Linked DNA regions of Homo sapiens: region 1 is linked to region 2. The links are chromatin loops, found by intact Hi-C in ENCODE. Cell type or tissue: adrenal gland. All regions are shown on one strand. Links, peaks and the distances in the headings refer to the core of each region. The heading gives the core; the rest is flanking DNA. Region 1 has its middle 100 kb from the start of JPH2. Region 2 overlaps L3MBTL1 (L3MBTL histone methyl-lysine binding protein 1).

Region 1 (4,388 bases), core at 317-4,316, 550 kb after region 2:
GCGTAGGCCCCATTGACACTGGAATGGTCTCACTCTGTTTGCGGAGGGCAGAGGAATTGGAGGAGGTTGCTCTGTGTTCCAGGATGTTTAGTGGAATCTCTGGCTTCCACTCATTGTCAGTAGCACCCCCACCAGGCCCAACAACTAAAAGTGTCCCCAGAGATTGCCCAATGTCCCCTGGAGGACAAAGCCATCCTGGATTGAGAACCACTGGGTTAAAGTAAGTAACAGGATCAGCACAGCTCCCAGGGCAGGGGCTGTATAAGCGTGGGAACGGCAGCAGGCTCCCTGAGGGCCACCAATGGGACAGTCTCCCGCTTCAGGATCACTTGGAACTTGCCTTGAGATTTGCAGGACACAACCCACAATCCCCAGATCTTTTTTTTTTTTCTTAGAGACAGAGGTTCACTCTGTTGCTCAGGCTGGAGTGCAGTGGTGCAATCATGGCTCACTGCAGGCTTGAACTCCCAGGCTCAAGGGAGGCCTCAGCCTCCTGAGTAGCTGGGACTACAGGCACATGCCAATGCATGCCCGGCTAATTTTTATTTTTATTTTTGTAGAGATGGGGGTCTTGCAATGTTGCCCAGACTTGTCTCAAACTCCAGGGATCAAGTGATCCTCCTGCCACTCAGAGTGCTGGGATGACAGGTATGAGCCACGTGCCTGGCCCCCCAGAAACCTTGAATCCCTTGTGTTCTACCTTATGAAGTGAGTCCCAGGTGGGGGTCAGAAGCTGGCATCCAGGTCCAGGACCCCATGGAGCGTTACCTGTGACTTTGGATGCTTCTGCACACTTGTTGCCAACTTGAGATGCTGAATTCAAACCACCACAGAGCTGCTCCCCGTACCAGGTGAGAAGTGTGGGAAAATGGTTTGAAGCCACGTGGTTTGCCCTGGGCAGTCTAACGGGCAAGACATGAATGCACATGTGTCTAGGTTGGGCACTGCAAAAAAAGACGCCACATCTAAGGGCAACAGGGCAAACATACTAACTTGCATGAGTGGCAGAGGTAAAGATTCATGGGCTCCCGCCTGAGTCCTGGAGCAGCACAGGAGAGCCCCTGCCCACCTAAACCAGTGCTGGCAGCCCCAGCCATGCCACAGGCTTGGGAGAACACGTTCACCCTGTGCTGCACCCTCCGCTGCCCAACCCCAAACCTACATTGTGGCCTCGGTGTGGCAGGCTGCTGGCGGGAGCACACGCGGCATCTGGGGTAGCTGTGTGTGAAGCACAGAGCGTGGCACCTGTGTGTGCAGCGGAGTTCGCCTGGGAGGAAGCCACATAGCATTTGCCTGATTTCTTGTATGTTGCATACACGCTGGATGCTGATTTAGAAGGGCTGTTTTTGGTTGGTTTGTTTTTAAAGGATACATTTTCACATCTCCATCTCTGTAGCCATGACCCAAAACAAAATGGAACGTTTCCATCACCCCAATAGTTCCCACGTGCCCTTGTTCCTCAGTGATTTCACCCACCTCCCTCCACACCACCTCCCCAGGTAACCACCACCCTAACTGTTATTGCCATAAACTGAGTTTGCCTCCTGTTCTATCGTTTTATATAAATGGACTCATATATGGTTATCTTTTCTGTCTGGCTTTTCTTCAGCACCATTTTACGAGATTCATTCCTGCAGCTGTGTATAGCCATCCCTTGACTTTTTTTTTTTGCAACCAAGTCTTGCTCTGTTGCCCAGGCTGGAGTGCAGTGGTGCGATCCTGGCTCACTGCAACCTCCACCTTCCCAGTGCAAGCCATTCTCCTGCCTCAGCCTCCCGAGTAGCTGGGATTACAGGCTTACACCATCATGCCTGGCAAGTTTTTTTGTATTTTTTAGTAGAGATGGGGTTTCACCATGTTGCCCAGGCTGATCTCTAACTCCTAGGCTCAAGCAATCCACCCGCCTCAGCCTCCCAAATCCCTTGTACTTTTTATTGGTGTGCAATATGATAAAAAGAAGCTTGGTTTATGAAACTGCAGTTCCTAACTGGATGCTACTGTTTAAGGCCCAGTGCCAGAGCCCCTACCCCCTCCTTCTCTCCTTCCCCGAACTCCGTCTTTACACTTTGGCCATGACCACTGTCACCCAATTCACCTAGAGTGAGCGTCCCATTCCGCCTCAGTCAGCCCCCAGGGCCACCTGTGATTGTTCAGGCTGTGCAATGCCATCCTGACTCCAACAATCCCTGGGGGAGAGGTGACGGATATCCTAACTACCCTGCTTCGATTATGATACATGGTATGCATGTACCAAAATATCACATGTACCCCATAAATATTGTATATCAAAGATGGAGAATTACTGTAAAAAACAATGACCGGAGGAAGAGAAGCCTTTTTCCAGTTTACACCCTGGCCGTGTCTGGCTGGCAGCAGATTCTCCACTTCCCACAGCCAGAGCCTTTTAAAAACTGGTTTGGCCCCAATGCCATTGCTGCAGCTGGAACGGGTACAGCTGGCTCATCTAGGATAGAAAGTGCATGGCCAGCTTTGTGTGAAAGGAGAGGAAACTCTCCCCCTGCACGTAGCTGCTGCTGCTGGATTCCAAATTCCTTGTCCTGTCCTCCTATCTTCCCCATATCCTGCCCCAACTTATCCTTGAGGCACTGTTCCACTGCAGCCCTGCCCACTCCCGCCAGAGCCATGGGCACACCAGCCACCACCCTTCCAGGGAATGCAGTGCGGCAGAGCACATAGGCCACATCGCTGGCCGTTCAGCCACCTCACGCAGCCTCAACTTCCTCATTTGTAAAATGGGCGTAATGACAGCAACTAGCTCATTTGGTGGGAAAACATAAGATCATCTAGGTAAAGTCCTGGCACAGTGCCTGGTGCACAAGTCGTCACTGAATATTACCTTTTGGTTGATCTGTGCAGGACAGTTCCCCAGGCGGCCTTGGGCCAACCCATCAACCCAGTTCTCCTTGCCTGCCCCCCACCCCTGCCCACCTCCCCCGCAACTTTTTTTTTGAGACAGAATCTCACTCTGTCACCCAGGCTGGAGTGCGGTTGTGTGATCTTAGCTCACTGTGCAACCTCCACCTCCTGGGTTCAAGCGATTCTCCTGCCTCAGCTTCCCAAGTAGCTGGGATTACAGATGTGTGCCACCACACCTGGCTAATTTTTGTATTTTTAGTAGAGTTGGGGTTACACCATGTTGGCCAGGCTGGCCACGAACGCCTGACTTCAAGCGATCCACCCGCCTTGGCCTCCTGAAGTGCTGGGATTACAGGCGTGAGCCACAATGCCCAGCTACCCACTTTTTTGCTTAAGGTTCTCAGGACTAACTTGGCGTGTGCTGGGAATGCAATATCCTGAGATACGCAGGAACTGGCTACAACAGCCCAGGCTCTATTCCTCTTTCCCCTACAAACGGGGTATCCTTAGGTGTTTTAGCCCAGCCTATCGTGTTGCCCCTGAAGTATACAACCTGGGCTGGGCTGTCTTTTGGGGTATCTCAGATGTGGTACAATTGGGGCACACACACAGAGACTCCATTCACCCCGGGCAGATTTCCTGAGCCTGGGGGACTGGCTTACAATGAATCCCAGGCTTCTGTTGTCCCTTGCTGCCTGTCTGTAAGTAATAAACCCATTTCATTTCATGTAACTTGTGTACGTGGGTGTTCTATCTCACCAGATTCAGGCAAGCTGCTCACCAGCACACAGAAACTCTGCTCCACAACCTGGGATCTAGTTGAAACTCCGGCACTAGTGCCAATTTGAGAGGGCTCAATGTCTGGGTAAAAATACACTTCTACCCCTGTCCTTCAGTTTCCCCATCTATAAAAGAGATGGTATGCCTGTAATCCCAGCACCTTGGGAGGCCGAGGTGGATGGATCACTTGAGACCAGGAGTTCAGGACCAGCCTGGCCAACATGGCAAAACCTCATCCCTACTAAAAATACAAAAATTAGCCAGGTGTGGTAGTGCATGCCTGTGGTACAGGTAACCCATAAAGTCACTTCCAAACCTCACATTCTATAAAGCTGTGATTCCCAGAGGCTGAGAGCTCACCACCACCTTTTTTGTACTTTCATTTTAAATATTTAAATCTTCAATCCATTTGCGAGTGACTTTAGTGCAAAGTATGAGCCATGGATCTAAGTTTACTTTTTCCCCAAATGGTTGCCCAGTTGTCTCTTTGCTATGTATTAAAGGTTCCATTTCACCTTTTTGAGTGACACTCCTTTAATTAGAAAATTGGGTCCATTTCTGGATTTTAAAAATCTTATTCCATTGATCCATTGATTTTAGTGTAGATTTTTAATACAATGAAGTATTTTTGTGGGTGAAGCAACCTCTAGTTTCTTTCTGAAATATTTTAGATGTATAAACAGTACAGAGAGAATATAACTAGCACCTAGGCAACCTCCACCAATCTTAAA
Region 2 (4,388 bases), core at 229-4,228:
AATACAGCTTTCACCACCGGTGAGTGAAGGTTCCTGGTGAGAGACCCTCAGCGTTGTTTTGCACTTACTGCATGCAGGCGACTGGGGTCCACCAAAACACACTCCAGCTGGGACCAGGGCTGAGGAGGGCTCAGCGGGGACCAGTGGATTAAACCCAACTGAAGTCTCTTCTTCCCCAGGAAGTGCCCCACTCCTGGTTGCGACGGCTCTGGCCATGTCACAGGCAAGTTCACAGCTCACCATTGCCTCTCAGGCTGCCCACTGGCTGAGAGGAACCAGAGCCGGCTGAAAGCGGAGCTGTCTGACTCGGAGGCCTCAGCCCGCAAGAAGAACCTCTCAGGCTTCTCCCCAAGGAAGAAGCCTCGCCATCACGGCCGGTATGGAGGCCAGGGAATCAGGGCCCGGGCTTCCTGGGGGTGTGGGGCCTTGTAGCCTCTTGGACTGGGCCAGACACTGATTCCCTGCCATGGACCTGGTCCGTCTTTCTCCAGAATTGGACGCCCTCCGAAGTATCGAAAGATTCCGCAGGAAGATTTCCAGAGTAAGTCTGGGTTATCTGCTCCTATGTCCTCCACCACAGAGTGTTCACAGCGAGTGCTCTGTCATTGGTGGGATGAGACAGATTTCCCAGAGTGGGAGAAGCTAGAAGGAGGGCTGTGCCTCTTCGTTTGAGATACTGAGAGCACAGAGCAGTGGCAAAAGCAGTGGAGGGGCCTTGAGTGACCTTGGGTTCCAATCTCATGTCCCCCATGGCCTTGCTGTGAGTCTGTGGGGAGGGTACAGAGCTTCTCGGGGCCTTTGGTTCTCACTGTGCAGCAAGATGATGCTCCTGCTCTTCTCTGATTCTAGGCTTCCTGGGAAGGAGGCCATGGCCATCACTTTCTACCTGTGTGATCTTAAGCAAGTCACTTAACATCTTTGAGCTTCAGTTTTCTCACTTGAGTAACTGGATAAAACCTGCCTTTCCATTGTCAATACCTGAAATAACAGTGGTTACTACCACTGCTTACTGAGCATCTACTATGGGCCAGGCACTATGCCAGGTTCTTTACACATACTGTGTCTAACTCTCACAAGAGTTCTCTAACATGTATATTGTTCTTCTGTGAGAGGAGGAATGTGAGTCTCAGAGGGTGATGTCACTTGCCCAAGGTCATTCACCTTGTAAGGGGGAGAGCTGGCATTCCAACTCGGATCTGGCCTGACTCCTCCTGCTGCATGCTGCTGGTATAAGAGACATAAAGCACCTAACCCAAATGTCAGTTCACTTCTCACTCCCCTTGCACTAGCGTGCTTGCTGCTGTAACAAAAATACCATAGACTGGGTGGCTTACACAATAGAAATTTATTTTCCACAGTTCTGGAGGCCAGAAGTCCAAGATCAAGGTGTTGGCAGGCTTGATTTCTTCTGAAGCTTCCCTCCTTGGCTTGCAGATGGCTGCCTTCTTGCTGTGTTCTCACATGGTCTTTCTTCTGTGCACAAGCATTCCTGGGGTCCCATGATGTGTCCAAAGTGTCTCTTCTTGTAAGGATACCAATTGAATTGGATTAGGGCCCATCCTAATGACTTCATTTTAACTTAATCACTCTTTAAAGGCCCTTTTTCCAAATGCAGTCCCATTCAGAGGCACTGGGGGTTAGGGCTTCAGCATATGAATTTTGCGGGGACACATTTTAGCCCATAACATACTTCAGCGGGAGGGGCATAGTGGCTGAGCCCTCCCCTAGGTGGTGAATTCATCTTACATCTTCAGCCACTAGTACAGGGCCTGATGCACAGCAGGGACGCCTCAGTTGAATGGAATGCATGTCATTTTAAGGCTAAAAGAGACCTTGAGAAATCACCTGGTTTAGTGCACCTTGGCGAGACCCAAGCTGTCCCAATTCTTCAAGAACAGTCTCTGTAACCTGGGCAGTAAGTAACATAGTGATAAAAAGCATAGCCCTGAAGTCAGACTACCTTTTACAGGCTGAGAGATCTTGGGTGGGTGACACTCCTCTCTGAGCCTCACCTTCCTTATCTGTAAAATGCTGATAATAATCGTACCCACCGTATGATGTGGTGAGAGGCTTAACTGAGATGTTCCATGTGAGGTGCTTAGCACAGCTCCCTGCCAGTATTATTAGTCTGAGTCTCTTGCCTCACTTCCTCTTGCTGTCATCTCATACTGTTTCCTCTTTGTGGGAACAGAAGCAGTTTCTTCAGCCTCAGACCTGAGTGATGAGGGTCTTGGCCAGCACCTAGACCCTCAGAGTAAGGACTCCTAAGGATCAAACTGCAGTGGGCACCTCTTGTACCCATCTGTGGTACCCATGGTCAAGTCCACTGCAGGACCAAGTTCTGACCACCAGAGGGCACTTGCCTACTGTGTTCATCCCAGAATTAGGCTGTAGAATTCTTGGGAAGCTACATCTTTCCAGAGGCTGAGACTATGTCACGGAACTGGCAAAGAAGGGCTCACCCAGATCCTTGAGGCACTTCAAGGATAGAGCAGGGGTCATTGCCCAGGTCTCACTTCCACAGGGCACCCCTGCTCTTCTAGCTGGCCTGTCACCCAGAAGAGCCACTGGTCACTCTGGGTTTTGTTCCAGAGGCAACTTCTTACATACTGGTGGGTAGACCTCCTTAGTGTAGGCTCTGAGGTTTGCTGGTGAACAATTCCATAGGAAGATCTGCCCGGAGAGGACAGGGCTTGGCTGGGCTTAGTCTTTAGGCCTAGGAGTGTCAGCTACTGAAGGAACTGAGGAGCCATGTCTGACCTGCAACTGGATGGTCTGCAGTTAGATAAGACACTGTAACTGCTGGTAAGCACTCCTGGCCTGTGCTCTTCCCTGTGCTCTGGGGAAGAAAGATAAGGAGAAAAGCTCCCTACAAACTTGATGTTGTCTCCCAAACCCCACCCCAGGGTATGAAACCCAGATACAGGGTTTCAGAGAGGGAGTACCTGGGTGTACCAGAGGCCAAACCTGTGGCCAGGTAGATGAGGTGCTAGTGGTGCTAGCTGTCATGAGAGATGCTGAGTGTGCCCCAGACGGGCCATGAGAGGAGCTGGCTGAGCAGGGAGATGGGGCTGTCTGGGGTATGGGCAGGTATTAGGATTTCGCTGATGAACAGAGAGAGCAGCAGGAAGGCAGTGGCACAGAAGTGTGGTTGGTAGGGCTGAGGATGGAATCCCAGAGGCTTTGTGGGTGAATGGAGGTGGAAAAGCCAGGCTGAAAGGCTGACACTCAGGGAGAGAGGGCAGGACAATCTGTGACCAACAGGGAGGGTCTTTGACAAGAGGGCACTTGGAGGTGCTGCATTGATGAGCATCTGGAATTAGCACCAGGAGAATAAAGAGCCAATGCTCCTGGACCATGGACAGAGGCTGGGAAAACCCCTTGGGAAAGTGGCCACATTGCACAAGGCCGGCCAAGGCTGACAGCAGTGAGTGGGGCCAGGTTTGTCAAAGCAGCCAGAGGGGGATGAAGTCCAAGTTGGCACGTGCCAGGCCCCACCAAGGGGGAGGCCAAGCTGAGCAGCATCGGTCATCAGCTCAGTACAGCTGCTTGAGGTAGGAGGTTGGGGCCAGTGATCCCAGAGGCAGACCAGGAAGCAAAGCCACAGGCAACATGGAGCTGGGGAGTGGGTCAGGGATCACCCTCTAGTGCTGGCATAGGCAGTAGTACAGACCGGGCTGGTGGAGGAAGGGGAGGAACTGGAGCTTGAGGCAATGGCAGTGGCCAGAGGGGTGGTCTTCAGCCTGGTCAGGGGGACTGTGATTCTGAAGCAGAATCACCCTGGCTCTGAGAAAGTTGGTCGTGGCCCGGAAGGACTCATGAGAAGAAGAGTAAACAGAGTGGACTTCTGACATCAAGGCTGAGCTTGTTTGGATGTTAAGGACCCTTTTGATGGTTGGCATCTAGAAAATTATGTCTTTAGAGATGCTGCAGCAGCTCCAAGAGAGTATCCTTGCAGGGCCCAGGGTGGTGCAGCCTCAGAGAGACGGGGTGAGGGTCATTCCGAATAGCTGACCTGAGAGTCTTTAAGAGAGTCACTTTACCAGCAGGAGTGAACACTGTGTGAGGAGTCAGGAGATACGGCTCACCCTCTTGACTCTACAGGCTGTCAGAAGGGGCCCGGAGTCCTGTCTACTCTGCCAGCCAGTCTCCTGAGTGGTGTGGGTATGCATGGGCTTCGGGAACAGTTTAGTCATCCTCGTTGGCCTGCCAGCCTCTGCCTCTGCTTTCCAGCCCTCACGCCCGATGTCGTGCACCAGTCCCTCTTCATGTCAGCCCTGTCGGCCCACCCTGACCGCTCACTCTCAGTGTGCTGGGAGCAGCACTGCAAGCTCCTGCCAGGAGTAGCGGGCATCTCAGCCTCGACAGTCGCCAAGTGGACCATCGAT

Evidence for each region. A loop is a pair of places that touch in the nucleus more often than their neighbours do. Peaks named below come from ENCODE experiments on the same cell type or tissue, not always from the same donor. Only the 100,000 strongest peaks of a DNase experiment are listed, where the experiment ranks them.
Region 1: a loop joins it to region 2, with 4 times the contacts of the local background. A loop is called at or near these places in 65 of 110 quality-filtered maps.

The regions. Positions count from the first base shown.
Region 1 is chr20:44,085,125-44,089,512 of GRCh38, forward strand. No RefSeq gene overlaps it. Among named protein-coding and RNA genes, the nearest start is that of JPH2, 100 kb to the right of the region's middle. In adrenal gland, for the core only: no CTCF peak of the experiment used is centred there; no DNase peak of the experiment used is centred there.
Region 2 is chr20:43,535,918-43,540,305 of GRCh38, forward strand. L3MBTL1 (L3MBTL histone methyl-lysine binding protein 1) reads left to right here. Exons shown (of 22, transcript NM_001377303.1): 17 at 1-19; 18 at 180-377; 19 at 492-541; 20 at 4,234-4,388. Among named protein-coding and RNA genes, the nearest start is that of SGK2, 21 kb to the right of the region's middle. In adrenal gland, for the core only: a CTCF peak has its summit at 2,342 (motif pointing right); a DNase peak (open chromatin) is centred at 2,364; H3K27ac peaks cover 873 bases.